Linked DNA regions of Homo sapiens: regions 1 and 3 are each linked to region 2. Evidence: chromatin loops called from intact Hi-C (ENCODE). Cell type or tissue: heart right ventricle. All regions are shown on one strand. Links, peaks and the distances in the headings refer to the core of each region. The heading gives the core; the rest is flanking DNA.

Region 1 (5,688 bases), core at 992-4,991, 100 kb before region 2:
ACATTTATTGATTTGTGTATGTTGAACCAGCCTTGTATCCCAGGGATGAAGCCCACTTGATCATGGCTCAAAATAAAGGGATGGAGGAAGATCTACCAAGCAAATGGAAAACAAAAAAAGGTAGGGCTTGCAATCCTAGTCTCTAATAAAACAGACTTTAAACCAACAAAGATCAAAGGAGACAAAGAAGGCCATTACATAATGGTAAAGGGATCAATTCAACAAGAAGAGCTAACTATCCTAAGTATATATGCACCCAATACAGGAGCACCCAGATTCATAGAGCAAGTCCTCAGAGACCTACTAAGAGACTTAGACTCCCACACAATAATAATGGGAGACTTTAACACACCACTGTCAACATTAGACAGATCAACGAGACAGAAAGTTAACAAGGATACCCAGGAACTGAACTCAGCTCTGCACCAAGTGGACCTAATAGACATCTACAGAACTCTCCACCCCAAATCAACAGAATATACATTCTTTTCAGCACCACACCACACCTATTCCAAAATTGACCACATAGTTGGAAGCAAAGCACTCCTCAGCAAATGTAAAAGAACAGAAATTATAACAAACTGTCTCTCAGACCACAGTGCAATCAAACTAGAACTCAGGATTAAGAAATTCACTCAAGACCACTCAACTACATGGAAACTGAACAACCTGCTCCTGAATGACTACTGGGTACATAACGAAATGAAGGCAGAAATAAAGATGTTCTTTGAAACCAACGAGAACAAAGACACAACATACCAGAATCTCTGGGACACATTCAAAGCAGTGTGTAGAGGGAAATTTATAGCACTAAATGCCCACAAGAGAAAGCAGGAAAGATCCAAAATTGACACCCTAAAATCACAATTAAAAGAACTAGAAAAGCAAGAGCAAACACATTCAAAAGCTAGCAGAAGGCAAGAAATAACTAAAATCAGAGCAGAACTGAAGGAAATAGAGACACAAAAAAACCCTTCAAAAAATCAATGAATCCAGGAGCTGGTTTTTTGAAAAGATCAACAAAATTGATAGACTGCTAGCAAGACTAATAAAGAAGAAATGAGAGAAGAATGAAATAGATACAATAAAAAATGATAAAAGGGATATCACCACCGATCCCACAGAAATACAAAATACCATCAGAGAATACTACAAACACCTCTACGCAAATAAACTAGAAAATCTAGAAGAAATGGATAAATTCCTCGACACATACACCCTCCCAAGACTAAACTGGGAAGAAGTTGAATCTCTGAATAGACCAATAACACGCTCTGAAATTGTGGCAATAATCAATAGCTTACCAACCAAAAAAAGTCCAGGACCAGATGGATTCACAGCCGAATTCTACCAGAGGTACAAGGAGGAGCTGGTACCATTCCTTCTGAAACTATTCCAATCAATAGAAAAAGAGAGAATCCTCCCTAACTCATTTTATGAGGCCAGCATCATCCTGATACCAAAGCCTGGCAGAGACACAACCAAAAAAGAGAATTTTAGACCAATATCCTTGATGAACATCGATGCAAAAATCCTCAATAAAATACTGGCAAACCGAATCCAGCAGCACGTCAAAAAGCTTATCTGCTAAGAGGAAATTTTATAGCACTAAGTGCGTATATCAAAAAGTCTGAAAGATCACAAATTGACAACCTACTGTCAAACTTCAAGGAACTAGAGAAGTAAGAACGCACTAAACCCAAATCTAGCAGAAGGAAAGAAATAAGAAATATCAGAGCAGAATTAAATGAAATTGAAACAAAAAAATACAAAAGATCAATGAAACAAAAGACTGGTTCTTTGAAAAGACAAAAAAGATTGATAAACCATTAGCCAGATTAACCAAGGAAACAAGAGAGAATATACAAATAAACTCAATTATAGATGAAACTAGAGACTTTACAACCAACACCACAGAAATACAAAAGATCATTTGAGACTCCTAGTTTGAAACACAAACCAGAAGACCTAGAGGAAATAGATAAATTCCTAGAAACATACAACTCTCCTAGATTAAATCAGGAAGAAATAGAAACCCTGAACAGACCAACAAAAAGCAGCAACACTGAATCAGTAATAAAAATAAATAAATAAATTGTCAACAACAACAAAAAAAATCCCAGGATCAGATGGATTCACAGCTGAACTCTGTCAGACATGGAAAGAAGAATTGATGTCAATCCTAATGAAATTATTCCAACAGATTAAGAAAGAGGGACTCTATAAATCATTCTATGAAGCCAGTACCATCTTGATACCAAAACCAGGAAATGATGTAACATAAAAATAAAACTACAGCCCAATATCCCTGATGAACATAGATGCAAAAATTCCCAGCAAAATACTAGCTAATCGAATCCAACAGTATATCAGAAAGATAATATATCATGATGAAGTGGGTTTTATTCCAGGGGTGCAGGAATGGCTTGACATATGCAAGTGAATTAATGTGATACATCACATAAACAGAATTAACAACAAAAACCATATGATCATCTTAATGGTTGCGAAAAAGCATGTGATAATATCCAGCATCTCCTTATGATAAAAACTCTCAACAAACTAGACATAGAAGGGGTTTACTTCAAATTAATAAAAGCCATATATGACAAATGCACAGCCAACATCATACAGAATGGGGAAAAGTTGAAAGCATTTCCCAAGAGAATTGGAACAAGACAAGGATGCCCACTTTCATCATTTCTGTTTAACATAGTACTTGAAGTCCTAGCTAGAGCAATCAGGCAAGAGAAAGAAAAAAAAAAGGCATTCATATTAGAAAAGTGGAAGTTGAACTGTTTGTTGATGATATGATCATATGCCTAGAAAACCCTCAAGATTCATCCAAAAGACTCCTAGATTTGATCAATAATTCAGTAAATACTCAAGTTTCAAATTCAATGTACACAAATCAGTAGCATTGCTATACACCAATGACCAAGTTGAGAATCAAATCAAGAATTCAATCCCTATTACAACAGCTGTGAAAAATAAAATAAAATAAAATAAAATAAAATACCTAGAAATATATATAACCAAGGAGGTGAAAGTCCTTTACAAGAGCTATAAATCACTGCTGAAAGAAATCACAGATGACACAAACAGAAAAACATCCCATACTAATGGCTTGGAGGAACCAATGCTGTAAAAATGATCATACTGCCCAAAGCAATCTATAGATTCAATACAATTTCCATTAAAAGACCAAAATTATTTTTCACAGAATTAGAAAAAAATCTAAAATTCATATGGAACCAAACAAGAGCCTGAATAGCCAAAGCAATCCTAAACAGAATGAACAAATCTGGAGGCATCACATTACAAGACTTCAAGTTATACTACAAGGCCATTGTTATCTAAACAGCATGGTACTGGTATAAAAGTAGGTGCAAAGAGCAATGGAACAGAATAGCGAACCCAGAAATAAAGCCAAATACATAAATACTTACAACTAACTGATATTTGACAAAGGATACAAAAACATACAGTGGAGAAAGGACATCCTATTTAATAAATGGTGCTGGAAAAACTCACTAGCCACATGCAGAAGCATGAAACTGGATCCCTGTCTCTCATCCTATACAAAAATCAACTCAAGATGGATGAAAGACTTTAAGACCTAAAACTATAAAAATTCTAGAAGATAACCTTGAAAATAACTTTTCTGGACATTGGCCTAGGCAAAGAATTTGTGACTAAAACTCAAAAAACAAATGCAACAAAAACAAAAATAAATAAATGGAAACTGATTAAAATTAAAAGCTTCTTTAGTACAAAAGAAATAATCATCAGAGTAAACAGATAACCCACAGAATGGGAGAAAATATTTACAAATTATGCATCTGACAAAGGATGACTATCCAGAATCTACAAGAAACACAAAGAAATCAGCCAGAAAATAATAATCCCATCAAAATGTGGGCAAATGACATAAAGAGACATTATTCAAAAGAAGATATACAAATGTCGCCAAATATATGATAGAAATGCTCAACATCACTAATCATTCGGGAAATGCAAATTAAAACCACAATGAGACATCACCCTACTCTTGCAAGGATGGCTTATTATTAAAAAGTCAAAAAACAATTGATGTTGGCATGGATATTATGAAAGAGGAATGCTTTTACACTACTGGTGGTAATGTAAATTAGTACAACCTTCATGGAAAACAGTATGAATATTCCTTAAAGAACTAAAAGTAGATCTACCATTCAATCCAGCCATCTCACTACTGGGTCTTTATTCAAAGGAAAAGAAGTCGTTATACAAAAAAGATACTTGCACATGCATGTTTATTGCAGCCTAATTCACAGTTGCAAAGATGTGATGAACCCAAGTGCCCACTGACCAATAAGTGAATAAAGAAAATGTAGTACATTTATACCGTGGAATACTACTCAACCATAAAAAGTAATAAAATAATGTCTTTTGCATCAACTTGGACAGAGCTGGATGCCATTATTCTAAGTGAAGTAACTTAGGAATGGAAAACCAAGTACAATGTTCTCATTTATTTACAAATGTTCTCATTTATAAGTGGGAGCTACATTATGAATATGCAAAGGCATACAGAATGATAAAATGGACTTTGGAGATTGATATGGTTTGGATCTGTGTCCCCACCCAAATCTCATGTCAAATTGTAATCCCAGTGTTGGAGGTGGGGCCTGATGAGAGGTGATTGGATCATGGAGGCAGAGTTCTCATGAATGGTTTAGCACCATCTCCTCAGTGCTGTTCTCATGATAGTGAATGAGTTATCACAAGATCTGGTTGTTTTAAAAGTTTGTAGTTCTTCCCCTGTCTCTTTTCCTTTTGCCCAGCCATGTGAAGACACCTGCTCCTGCTTTGCCTTATGCCATGAGTAAATTCTTCCTAAGGCCTCCCTGGAAGCAGATGCCGCCATGCTTCCTCTACAGCCTACAGATCTCTGAGCCAATTAAACCTTTTTTTTTTTTAATAAATTACCCAGTCTCAGGTATGTCTTTATAACAGTTTTAGAATGGACTAATATAAAGTCTCAAAAGGGGAAGGATAGGAGACAGATGTGGGATTAAAACTACATATTAGGCACAATGTACGCTACTCAGGTGACAGACGCAATAACATCTCAGAATTCACCACTATATAATTCATCCATGTAACCAAAAGCTACTTGTACCCCGAAAGCTATCATTTTTTTTATTAAAAAAAGAAACTCTTTGCCAAAGGACACGATTCAGAAAGTGAAGATGAATTTATAGAGTAGAAGAAGATATTTGAAATGCAGAACAAAAATTGTCAAGTGGCCGGTACTGGAAGGCATAAAGACTGACCAAAAGTAAGAAATCAGGCAACCTAATTAAAAAAAAAATATGAGAGACTTCAGCAGTCACGTCACAAAAGAGAATATACATAAAGGCCAATAAAATACATGAAATGATACTCAATTTCATTTCTAGCCAGTGATGGACAAAGTAAAGCTGCAATGAGATATCACTGGTAGACATCCACTCCACCAGAATGTCCAACATTAACATGATTGATAAGGGAATGGTTTTGCAATGGTGTGGAAGGAGAGAAACTATCCCCCTGCTAGTGGGGCTATAATTTGGTACTATATTAGAAAACCATTTGACAGTATCTAATATGTTAAACAGATATATTTTCCATGACTCAACAAATCCACAGGCATACATCCAACAG
Region 2 (5,688 bases), core at 828-4,827:
GACACATTCTCTTACTTCTGCTCACAACACTCTTCATAGCTCTCCATCTGGTTAACTGATGCATCCTTCCAGTCTCATCCTAAATACCCTTCCCTGGAGAGGCCCTACCTAGCCACCCAATTTAAATTACTTCTCACTGTTTAACTCTCTTATAACACCTTGCACATTTTCTTGTGTTAAAGGAATATTATAATGTAGAGACATTCTATTTTACATGTTTTATATGTGTATTAGAGTATTATATTCCTAATTCCTCCCTCCCATGCCATGTGTCATTACCCTCATTCATTTCACTTACACATAAGCTATAATCATAGAATATATCAGTTATTATTATTTTGAACAAACTGTTGTCTCTTAGCTCAATTGAGAATAGGAAATAGAAGATTTTATTTTATCTTCCCTTATTTCTTCCCTAAATCTTTCCTTTCTTTATGTAGCTCCATGTTTCTGATCTGTATAATTTTTTTTCTCTCTAAAGAACTTTTTTAAAAAGCATTTTTTGCAAGGCAGGTCTACTGACAATACATTCCCTCAGTTTTTGGTTGTCTGAGAAAGTTTTTATTTCTCTTTCACTTTTGAAGGGTAATTTTGCGTGGTACAGAATTACAGGCTGGTGGTTTTTCCTCAATACTTTGAATTTTTCACTCTGTTCTGTGCTTGCTTGCCTGGTTTCTGAGACGTCAGATGTAATTCTTATAATTACTGCTCTATAAATAAGATGTTTTTCCCTCTGGCTTCAGTCAATATGTTTTCTTTATTTTGGATTTTCTGCAGTTTGAATATTATATGCCTGAATATAAGTGTAGGGCTTTTTCCTTCTCTCTTCTTGTGCTTTTTTTTTCTTTTTGGCACTTATCCTACTTGGTATTCTCTCCACTTCCTGAAATTGTGGTTGGGTCTCATATTAATTGGTGAAGTTCTTAGTCATTATTATTTCAAATATTTCTTCTGTTCCTTTTTCTCTTTCTTTTTCTTCTTGCATTCCCTGTGTTTGTATGTTACACCTTTTGTAATTGTCTCAAATCCTTTAATATTCTATTTTATTTTTTTCAGTCTTTTTTTTTTGCTTTGCTTTTCAATTTTGGAAGTATTTATTGACATATCTTCAAATATGAAAATCCTTTCCTCAGCCATGTCCAGCCCATTAAAAGCATTTAAAATTTTTCTGTGACAGTGTTTTTGATTCTAGAATTTATTTAATTCTGCCTTAGAATGTCCAGCTGTCTGCTTACGTTGCCCATCTGTTCTTGGGTGTTGCCTACTTTTTCCAACAAAGCCTTTAACATTATTCTTTCATATTCCTAATCTTATAATTCCCACATCCCTGCCATATCTGAATCTGGTTCTGATGCTTGTTCTGTCTTTTCAAGCTGTATGTTTTGCTTTTTAGTATGCCTTGTAATTTTTTGTTGAAAGTATAACGTGAAGTACCTGGTACTGTTTCCTACAGAGATTTCTGTTTTGCTATGCTGTGATTCTCATTACCTGTTTGTCTGTTTCTCCACTTTTAGGCATAGTGGTTTGTCCTGAGACCTCACTTTTCTGTGGGTCTAAGAAGGCTGTTGATTTTCAGTTCATTCAGCTTTTCACTTGTTGTTAGGATGGAGTAACAGCTTCCCAGTTTATTCCCAGCCAGGCCAAAGGCCAGAATCAAATTTCCTTTTAAGTACACAGTTTATAAACAGTTATTTTTGTGACTTTGTTTCCGTTCTTTTTAGCTTTCTAGGAGAGACATTTAAAAAATAATCACCCTTACACTTAGCAACTTATGTGTAGTACTACTCTCAGTCTCAAGTACATAGTAGAAAATCTGTCAATATTTCAGATTTAAGGAAAAAGAAATTAAGTCCTAGATCTATTTAGTCACTGCAGCAGATACGTGTGACTACTTTTGTGAGCATCATTCTGCTTAAACATTCTCTATTGAGTTACAGCTTTTAAAAACTCCTAACTACTAGTTAAAACTAAGAAACTTTTATTTGTGCTTAGATGTGCTTTGATCTCCGGTGGGTGTTCACATGAATAACAGTGCTTTTTGAAATTCATATGCCAAACTACTCTCTCTTAGATAGTGTTTACTTGTAAGAACACCAGGCAATATGTTGTAATCATTGCCTTAAGGTTTATGGTGGGTTTGACTTCTATAAACACTAATGAGAATCACTTGGCTGCTTCTATGCATAAAGTACTAGAATCCGGTCCCTAGGTTATGTTGCTTTTGCATTTGTATGGCTAATGCGTGTCATTAAACCATAATGGTAAACATAACTACTTGGAAATCATGTTTCACCTTTTTCTCCTGTGGATCCCAAATCAAATTGCAAACAATTAATTATGGTTACAACACCACTGCAGAGTAATTTTCAGTAGGAATATATTAAGAGGGGCTACACCGTTTCTGACGTTTCAACTGATAAGAAGTGACAACTCTTAGAAAGGCAGTCCTTACAAATCCACAATATATAAGGGTAGGAAAAGTAAATACCATCTTCAATATAATTAGACAAAGAAATTGGCAGATATATTTAACTCTTAAAAGTTCTGCCAGGACCCTACGCTTAAAAATTGCGGGGTAATTTAAAGTATTCCAATCAAGTTTGGATTCCATTTTTGTGGCTGATCTTCAGCAAGTACATTTTTCCTAAATAAAGAAATAATATTTGTAGAACTTTAAAATATCATCTCATCTTTCCTGGCTTTCATGTGCTCCGTGATAACTTGATTAGCCCAAGGAAGACGAAGAGATATCTGAATGGCCTGGACATGGCATGTAAAAATGACTCAGCCAACAGCTGGAAAGAAGCTGCTGGCCTTCAGGTCAGTATTTACTGGGGTGTGGTGAATTAAAACCAGATGTGCAAGCATGGACAGCTGCAGCGGAAATGCTTCTCAGTGCTATTTGCCAGCCGTGTTCCACAAAGTGGAGATAAAAGTGGTGGCAGTCAGGCAAGATCACTGTTCTCATGATCCTTACCTTCTAATGGAGAGAGACAGCATATTTGGCCAGTGAGCACTGCTCCAACTCCTTGGACTGAAGGCCACTTTATACTCTTAAAAATTGAGATCTCATCAAAACTTTTGTTTACGTGAGTTATATCCACTGATATTTACTGTAGTCAGAATTAACACTGTGGCATTTTAAGATTTTATTTACTTATTTCTACATAACAGGAAAGTCATTACATATTAACATGAAAATATTTTTATGAAAAAATAACTCCATTTAAAAAAATTAAAACAATGAAAAGAGTGTCATTGTTTTACATTTTTGCAAATCTTTGTAATATCTACTTTCATTGAAGATGGCTGGATTCTCATATCTGTGTTGGCGTTAAATATTGTTACATGTTGTTTTCGATGAAGCATATAAAGAAAGTCTACCTTGGAAAAGGTAGGCATATTTTAATAGCCTTTCAGTTATTCTTTGATATTACACTGAAGGGAGGCAGCTTCATAAAGATGAATTGCAATGTGGGATGTGAAGTCATATCAGTGAACTTTCCAGACTCCGTTATATACAAATCCTTTCATCTTGCACTTTGAATGGATCTTTTACCCATTCATGATTCTGTAAAATCATGTATTAGTCATTTGAAAAATAATGAATCACAGGTTTATGAAGATCTTCCAAATATTGACACATTTGATTACACTATATATAATCGCATTTGTTAGTATCATCTCAAATATCATCAAAAAGACTTTAAATCTTGGGAAGCTGTCAATGGTAGCAGATACAAAGCTTTAATTTTATTATTGGCAACAAAATACCATCAGTTTTATGATAGGCTCACTTTATTCATTTTCAAGAAAATAAAGAATCTTCAGTCATTTATTCAAGCAAAGATAATTTTTTATGAAAAAGTCTCTAGTCCAGCTCACAACTTAATTTCGCAAGCACTTTTCCTCAAGAATTCCATCATACTCTGGTATGCTGTGGAAGTACTTAACATAGACTTCCTATTTCATAACACAAGATATTAATAATACAGGTACTAATAGCTCAAAATACAGTGAAATTAACTTTTTGTGCTTCATCAAAAGATATTCTTGTTTTTTTTTTTTTTTTGAGACAGAGTCTTGCTCTGTCATCCAGGCTGGAGTGCAGTGGTACAATCTCGTCTCACCGCAATGTCCACTTCCCAGGTTCACGCGATTCTCCTGCCTCAGCCTCCCGAGTAGCTGGGATTACAGGTGTGTGCCACCATGCCCGGCTAATTTTTGTATTTTTAGTAGAGACAAGGTTTTGCCATGTTGGCCAGGCTGGTCTTGAACTCCTGACCTCAGGTGATCCACCCGTCTCGGCCTCCCAAAGTGCTGGGATTACAGGCGTGAGCCACCGCTCACAGCCAACAGACATTCTTAAGTAAAACTGGTTTTATGCATTTATTTGTTTGTTTTCCTGCAAGTATCGCCAATGAAGAGTTCAATGACCTGCTAGTACACCTTGCTGCCGCTGCACCAACGTGCACTGAGCCATCGCAGACTGTGATGGCTTAGTATAATTAAAAATTGTTTTCAATTTTTGTAAACCTGTCAAAAGTGTTGTGAATACATGGGATACACTTTGAGAACCACTGGAGTAAACAAATAAATTATCAAAATAATCACAAATATGATAAGGGCTGCAATTATAATAAAATATGATGGGGGATGATTGATCACTGGAATATAACTTACTAAGGAGTTCTTTCTTCACTTCCCAATCAAAGCTAGTAATATGTTGGCTAAGTAACCTGGATGACTATTACTTGTCTTGATTAGGCTTGATTAGAACTCTCCACAATTCAAATTATTTATCAGAATAGTGACTGATAATTTAGTTTTGTGCGTAAAAAAATTATAAGCTCCATGAATGCATATTTTGTTCTGTTAAACTTTTATTCTTAATAAATTATTCTGGATCTGACTTAAGTTATATATGTGTGCATGTGTGCATGCATGTGTGTGTATGTGTGTGTTTGTGTAGAATGAATAAATTATTGAGACCAGAGAGGACATAAATTTGAGAGACAGAATTGGGCATGATGAGTTCTGTTTCTCCATTATGAACATGAAAGGGGTCTAGGCTGTCTACTTGGCAGATGGCTAATGCAAGGTGGAATACGTGGGGCTGGCCCTTAGCAGGGAATCTGGGCTGGAGATAAAGATGTGGACACTCTCAGCTTATAGCTGCCAGTTAAGACTAATCTCACACAAGACTTGCTAATAGTCCGTAAAGGGAAAATGGCCAGGGATAAAATCCTGAGGCACACTGACATTTGGAGAGTAAGTGAGAAACCTAGAGAAAAAATTGAGAAGTGCTCCCCTACACACCTGCCCTAACGCAAAACTGTCACTTTTCCTACACTAATTATTATTTTGTGTATTTATCTAACTCTTCGAAGAACGGATTTTAATCCATTTTATTTTACAGGTTTAACAGATTTTAATATGAGTTTATTTTAATCATCTTTGTATCCCTAGCAACTAGCACAAAATACTCATCAACTTCGATCCATTTTTTGAGTTACTATTTCAATAAATGTAAGTTTATCATTTAAATTTTGGGAGTGTTTTTCACTCAGATTTTCTTTCATTCCTGTTAGGAAACAACCAAGATAAGATTGCTGTTGTAATAGGATTATCTCCAATCATCAGATTGATTAAATGTTCTCTAACCTGTAACTTGCAGTGTTTCTTGAA
Region 3 (5,688 bases), core at 992-4,991, 94 kb before region 2:
CCAAGTGAAAGTTATAGAGGCATGAAGCCACATAGGTAAACACAGCACTGTATTTTCTAGGATTTTACCTGAAATCCTGTGACAAATAAGGCAATGGAGTGAGTTCTACATGTTTAAAGACTATTAATATCCTGTAATATAAATTGTTTTTCAATGTGCATTTTCATCATCTTTTCTATGCAGAAGTTTGTATGTGGTTGTTATGGTTTGGCTCTGTGTCCCCACCCAAAACTCATGTTGTGGTTCCCATAATTCCCACATATTGTGAAGGAACCTGGTGAGAGATGATTGAATCATGGAGGCAGGTCTTTCTCATGCTATTCTTGTGATAGTGAATGGGTCTCTCGAGTTCTGATGGTTTTAAAAATGGGAGTTTCCCTGCATGAGCTCTCTCTTTGCCTGCCGCCATCCGCATAAGATGTAACTTACTCCTCCTTGCCTTCTGCCATGATTTTGATTCCTCCCCAGCCACGTGGTGGAACTGTGAGTCCAATTAAACCTCTTTCTTTTGTAAATTGCCCAGTCTTTATCAGCAGCATGTCTTTATCAGCAGCATGAAAACAGACTAATACAGGGCTTATGTGTGGTTTTCTGAAATTTTTAATGCAGTCAAATCTTGTCATTATTTCTTTTTTGATTTCCGCCTCTGCGATCATGCTTAGAAAGTCATCCACAAACACATTGCCTCCTAGTACCTTACTTTGTATGAACTATCTTACTCTCCTGGATTTATTTTGAATGATGGTATGAGACAAATACCTAATTGTGTTTTTTAAAAAATCATTAGTCCATTGTACATAATTGCTTATTGAATTATTTCTCAACTGATTTTCTATAATAAATTTTTGTCAGAGACTCAATCCATTCATTGATGACATGTTTATTTTCAGTGCTATAGTTATCAGGCACTGTGCTAAGTTCAGGGAACACAATGGTAAGCAAACAGACTTATGTCCCCTCATAAACTTCATCACATCAAGAAGGAAGATATGTTAGCCCAGATTCACATATGCGGAATATTGAAGAAGAGCTTTTTAAATGAACCTGACCTAAATAGAAAGTCAAGAAAGTCTTCGAAGAAATGACGTTTAGGTGCAATCTAGGTGATGACTAGGAATTAAACAAAGAGGAATATTGCTGGTGAAACATTCCAACCACAGTGAATCACTACAGAAATGCCCTGCGTTTGGCGGGAAATAACCTGATGAAGCTTGGGAAAGAAAACAGGTGAGGCCAGCATGAGACGGGGAGGGGCAGGGAGGTGGGGGGTTAAGCCTGGAGAACTGGATCATGACCACTTCTTGGTCCTGTAATCAACTGGAATCCACTGAGAAGTATTAAAGAAGAGTTAAATGATCAGCAATTTGTGGAGGAAAGGTGTTTCTAGAAGGACCATGAAGGGCAGACGAAGAGGTGAGGGGTGAGCATGAAGGGGTGAGCAGTGGCTATGGGAAAGCTAGAAATGTAAATGTGTAAAGGATGATGACATTGAAATAAATACTGGTAGATGTATTAAAGAGTTATTTAAAATATAAAGCATGATGATAGATAGGATATAGGAGGTAATGGAGGTAATGGAGAGTAAGGTGTGCAGGTATAAGCACTAGGTTTGAGATTTATATCCATCAATAATAATGATGTCATTCATGAGGAAATATGCTGTAGGAAGGTGGAGGATCCAGACTATGAATCCAGACTTAGTGTACTGATTTTTATGAGAGTTTGAGTCACCTAAAACAAGGTTTGGCAAGATTCGTAAAGGCCAGGTAGTAAATATTTGGGGCTGTGCATGCCACGAATGGTCACTATTGCATATTTTTTCTATTTATTTATTTACTTATTTATTATGCATATGGAAACTCTTTACAACATAAAAATTATTCTTAGCTACTGGGAAGTAGAAGAACAGGGGCAGGATTTGGACTGTGTCCTAAGAAGTCAGTAAGAGTGTCAGGAGTGAGGAGAAGGACTTCTGAGCCAGAAACATGAATGTTTAGGTTCAGGTATCATCAGTGCTTAGCGAGTAAGTGAGGCTGTGGATATAGATGAATTGGCCTAGGTAGACAAAGAATGAAAAGAGAAGAGAGACAGTGACTGAGCCTTGAGAAACTCTAATACATAATGGTCTACTAGAGGAAGAGAAGCCTAAAAATAGTACTAAAAGAGCTAGAAGAGAAGGGGTATAAACACAGTAGGAATATGGTATCACGGAAATTAAGGGAAGTTCATGGAGATCATTTTTCAGATGTGAAAAACTCTAAGAACTTAGATGCTGATGAATGATTCAATTGAAAAATAAGTTTACTAGATACTAGAGAGAGAATTGGTCATTGACAATGAATGGTTTCTCATAAAGCAGAAGAGAGCCTAATTGGACTTTATTTGGAGGTGATGTACCTCTCCTGTTATAGAACAGCCACGAAGAGAAGTGTGCAGATGCAGGTGCATTTGGAGATGCAGCAGCAGACAGTCTCCATCTGCAGGCTCAGACTCTCCCCATGAATCAGAAGAATAGGCTGTGGTCCCTCCATGAGCATGAGGGGGTCCTGTAAGGGGTGGGTGTAGTAGGTGTGAAGAGAGGAGAGAGGCAGAGAAAACTAGTAGGCTTGCTGAGTAGTGTTGAGAGCCTATGTGAGGTTGATTATCATAAATTTTTGGAAGTATTTGTCTCTATTTTTATATGATTTTCTAGGACAGTGTTTCATGCTTTGATATTGTCCAAATATCAAGTAAAAAGCAACTAGGAAAGTAACAGATGCATTTATCTTTTGACCCAGCATGCTCCCAAATAAAAACTGGCAAAATGTAAAATGACATGAGTCAAGCTATTAGTTTGGCATTCTTTTTAATGTGAGAATACTGAAACAGTACAAATATCTGCCATTTGACACAGGTGGAATAAATTTTAATATACTCATACAATAGAAAGGTATACAGGTTATTAAAATGGAATTAGGGAGAGCTCTATAATGTATTTTAAAAATAAAACATGCAAACCAACACCTATGGAGAGAGGCAAACCAATGCCTTTGGAGAGACACACAACCTTGCTGGATGGTTTCACATTGACTCCTGACAAAATCCTCCAATGGGTCTTCACTGCCTCCTGGGAATCCTACTGCATTATCCAAATCAATTTGCCCTCTTAGAGTTTGAAACTATTTCATGTTTTCTCCATACTCTCAGAACTCCAAAACTCCACCCCCATATTCCAACTGATGATTTTGCCTTTTATTTCACTCAGATTTAAAAATTCTGAAGAAAGCATCTTTATAGTCCTACCACCAAATGTAACATAACTAATACTCTATTAAAAAGGAAAAGTCTCTGAGCACCCATCTGAGGACAGTTTCCTGACACTGAGCTAGGTCACATCTTTTAAGCTACTCAATGATTTTCTCCCTTGGAATTTCCCCCTCCCTACGCATTCTCTTGAATAATTTATTCACTTGGAGAATATTTGTAAAACATTTACTGTAAGCCAGGAAATGTTCTAAAGTAATTTACAATTATTAACTCAGGTTGATAATCAGATTTTTCTGCCTACTGCATTCTTACTATTGAAAACATGGTACATCTTCAAGAAGCATTCACAAGCAAACATTCTGCTTCAGCAATGGGAGATTCTTCTGTTCAGCTCCACAGAAATGTCTTTGAAAAGAAAGTATATCACCTTTTCTGCCCCTATTTTTTCTCTTGAACCCACACCAATCAGGATTTCATTCTTACCACTCAAACAAACACCTCTTATCAGAATCACTAATGATCACTACATTGTCAGCTTCAGTGATCAAATCAGCTTTCATCCGGCTGGATCTAAGAGAGGCAGCATTTGACACAGCTAACCCCTCTTCCTTTCAAACTCCTGTCCTCACCTGACATTCAGAAATCACTCTCCTTTGATTTGCCTCTTATTTCACCTGGCTTCCTTTTGTCAGATCTCTCTCATTTTCCCTCCCTTTCAACTAGTGGTCTTAATCTTGGCTGCAAATTATAATCACCTGGGGAATCAAAAAAATAATTCTCAATGCCCAGGCCATACCCAAGACCCATCCTTGAGAAGGAGACCAAAGCATCCATAGTTTTACAAACTCCCCCAGATGATTCCAATGTGCAGCTGAAGTTAGGAATCACTGTTAGGCAAAGGAATTGATGTCCGAGAGCCATCAGAAGTGGTATCCACTGGCCACAGCCTCTCTGATCTCATCTCCTGTCCTTCTTCCCACTGGCTACTCCTCTTTAGCCACTGGGCTTCAAGCCATGCCTCAGACACAGCAAGCATCATCTCACCCCAGGGTTCTTGCATTTACCATAGACTCTGTCAGCAAGACCCTCACTTCCTCAGGACCTCTACTCAAGTGTCACTTTAGCAGAGGACTTCTGACCATTCTGTACAAAGCAGCCCTCTCCTCACCTGCTGCCCCCAGGGGTCTCCCCACCCCTGGGGCTGACTTCATTTTATCAATAGCCTTTTCTTCACTTGAAGCATTATGTAATATATGCTTCTTGAGGGTCTCCCTCACTGTGTTGTAAATTCTTAGGGGAAAATACTTTGTTTTGCTCACTGTTTAATCCTTAATCAACAGTTGAATCCACCAGAGTGGAGTAGACACTCTAGAAAGTTTATATAATAAACAGCTGCCTTTCTTTCTTTACCTAAATTTACTTTATCTTCTGTTTATATTATCATAAGCTCCATGTAAACTTCTAACATTTTTCTCTCACCTTGTTTAATATCACAGAATTATTTTTTTTTCAATACATTCCTGCTCTCTTTCCACGAATTTTCTTTCTTAAAAACCCTGTTATTTTGTTTTCCATTATTAGTCTTTACACTTACTGCTTACTGCTATGAACTAACACTGATTTTAAGAAGCATCTGGTAAAAAAATATACTTCTATACCTACTTCTTCACCAATATCAATCATCAGAATTTTTGCTTTAATTATGCATGAGTAATTTCATATTATGAATAATTGTAATGAGTATATTCTGTTGTGTAAATTATTTAATTCCTCAATATTTTTCTAATAGGTTCAACCCAAAGAAGCTGAATTTAAGATATATAATTATGCCAATAATTTTCATTGCACAATCAAGTAGTGGGATTGTAGCCATCATTTTAAAAGATAACCCTACATCTTTTAGATGTTCATAGTTTGAGGTGAATTTTCCAGCCATCAGGGTAATTAATTAATTTTTATTTTTACTAAATGCACTCATTTGTTCTGTTATATTCAGTTATCATTCTTTCTTGTTTTTTGCATGAATGTATGAGTCTTTTTTCTGTAAGCCTATGTGAATAGTAAATCTCAGTCTCTGCTCCCTTACGCTGGCCACTGCAGGGTAAGCCATTACGACTTGTGTTCTTTCTGATCTTGGGGGATTTTCCTTTCATCATGTGTGTGTCTAGAGAGTGGGAAACAGAGAGAAAAAGAGCTAGAGATAGAGGATTTATATATATGCATATATATACACATACACACATATATAGTTATATATGTTATATACTACATATACTGTATATAAACATATATAGTTATATACATGTATATGTAGATGTTATATGTAATTATGTACATATATGTATAAATGTTATATAATAGTTACTCATAAGTATATACGTATGTATATGTATATACATATATACATATGTAGATGTATATGTATGTATATAACTATGTATG

The links. A loop is a pair of places that touch in the nucleus more often than their neighbours do. Peaks named below come from ENCODE experiments on the same cell type or tissue, not always from the same donor. Only the 100,000 strongest peaks of a DNase experiment are listed, where the experiment ranks them.
Region 1: a loop joins it to region 2, with 2.6 times the contacts of the local background. A loop is called at or near these places in 17 of 110 quality-filtered maps.
Region 3: a loop joins it to region 2, with 2.2 times the contacts of the local background. A loop is called at or near these places in 26 of 110 quality-filtered maps.

Annotation. Positions count from the first base shown.
Region 1 is chr7:54,232,430-54,238,117 of GRCh38, forward strand. No RefSeq gene overlaps it. Among named protein-coding and RNA genes, the nearest start is that of LINC01445, 95 kb to the right of the region's middle. In heart right ventricle, for the core only: no CTCF peak of the experiment used is centred there; no DNase peak of the experiment used is centred there.
Region 2 is chr7:54,336,401-54,342,088 of GRCh38, forward strand. All of the region lies in intron 1 of LINC01445 (long intergenic non-protein coding RNA 1445), which reads left to right. Among named protein-coding and RNA genes, the nearest start is that of LINC01445, 8.5 kb to the left of the region's middle. In heart right ventricle, for the core only: no CTCF peak of the experiment used is centred there; a DNase peak (open chromatin) is centred at 2,811; H3K27ac peaks cover 364 bases.
Region 3 is chr7:54,241,795-54,247,482 of GRCh38, forward strand. No RefSeq gene overlaps it. Among named protein-coding and RNA genes, the nearest start is that of LINC01445, 86 kb to the right of the region's middle. In heart right ventricle, for the core only: no CTCF peak of the experiment used is centred there; no DNase peak of the experiment used is centred there.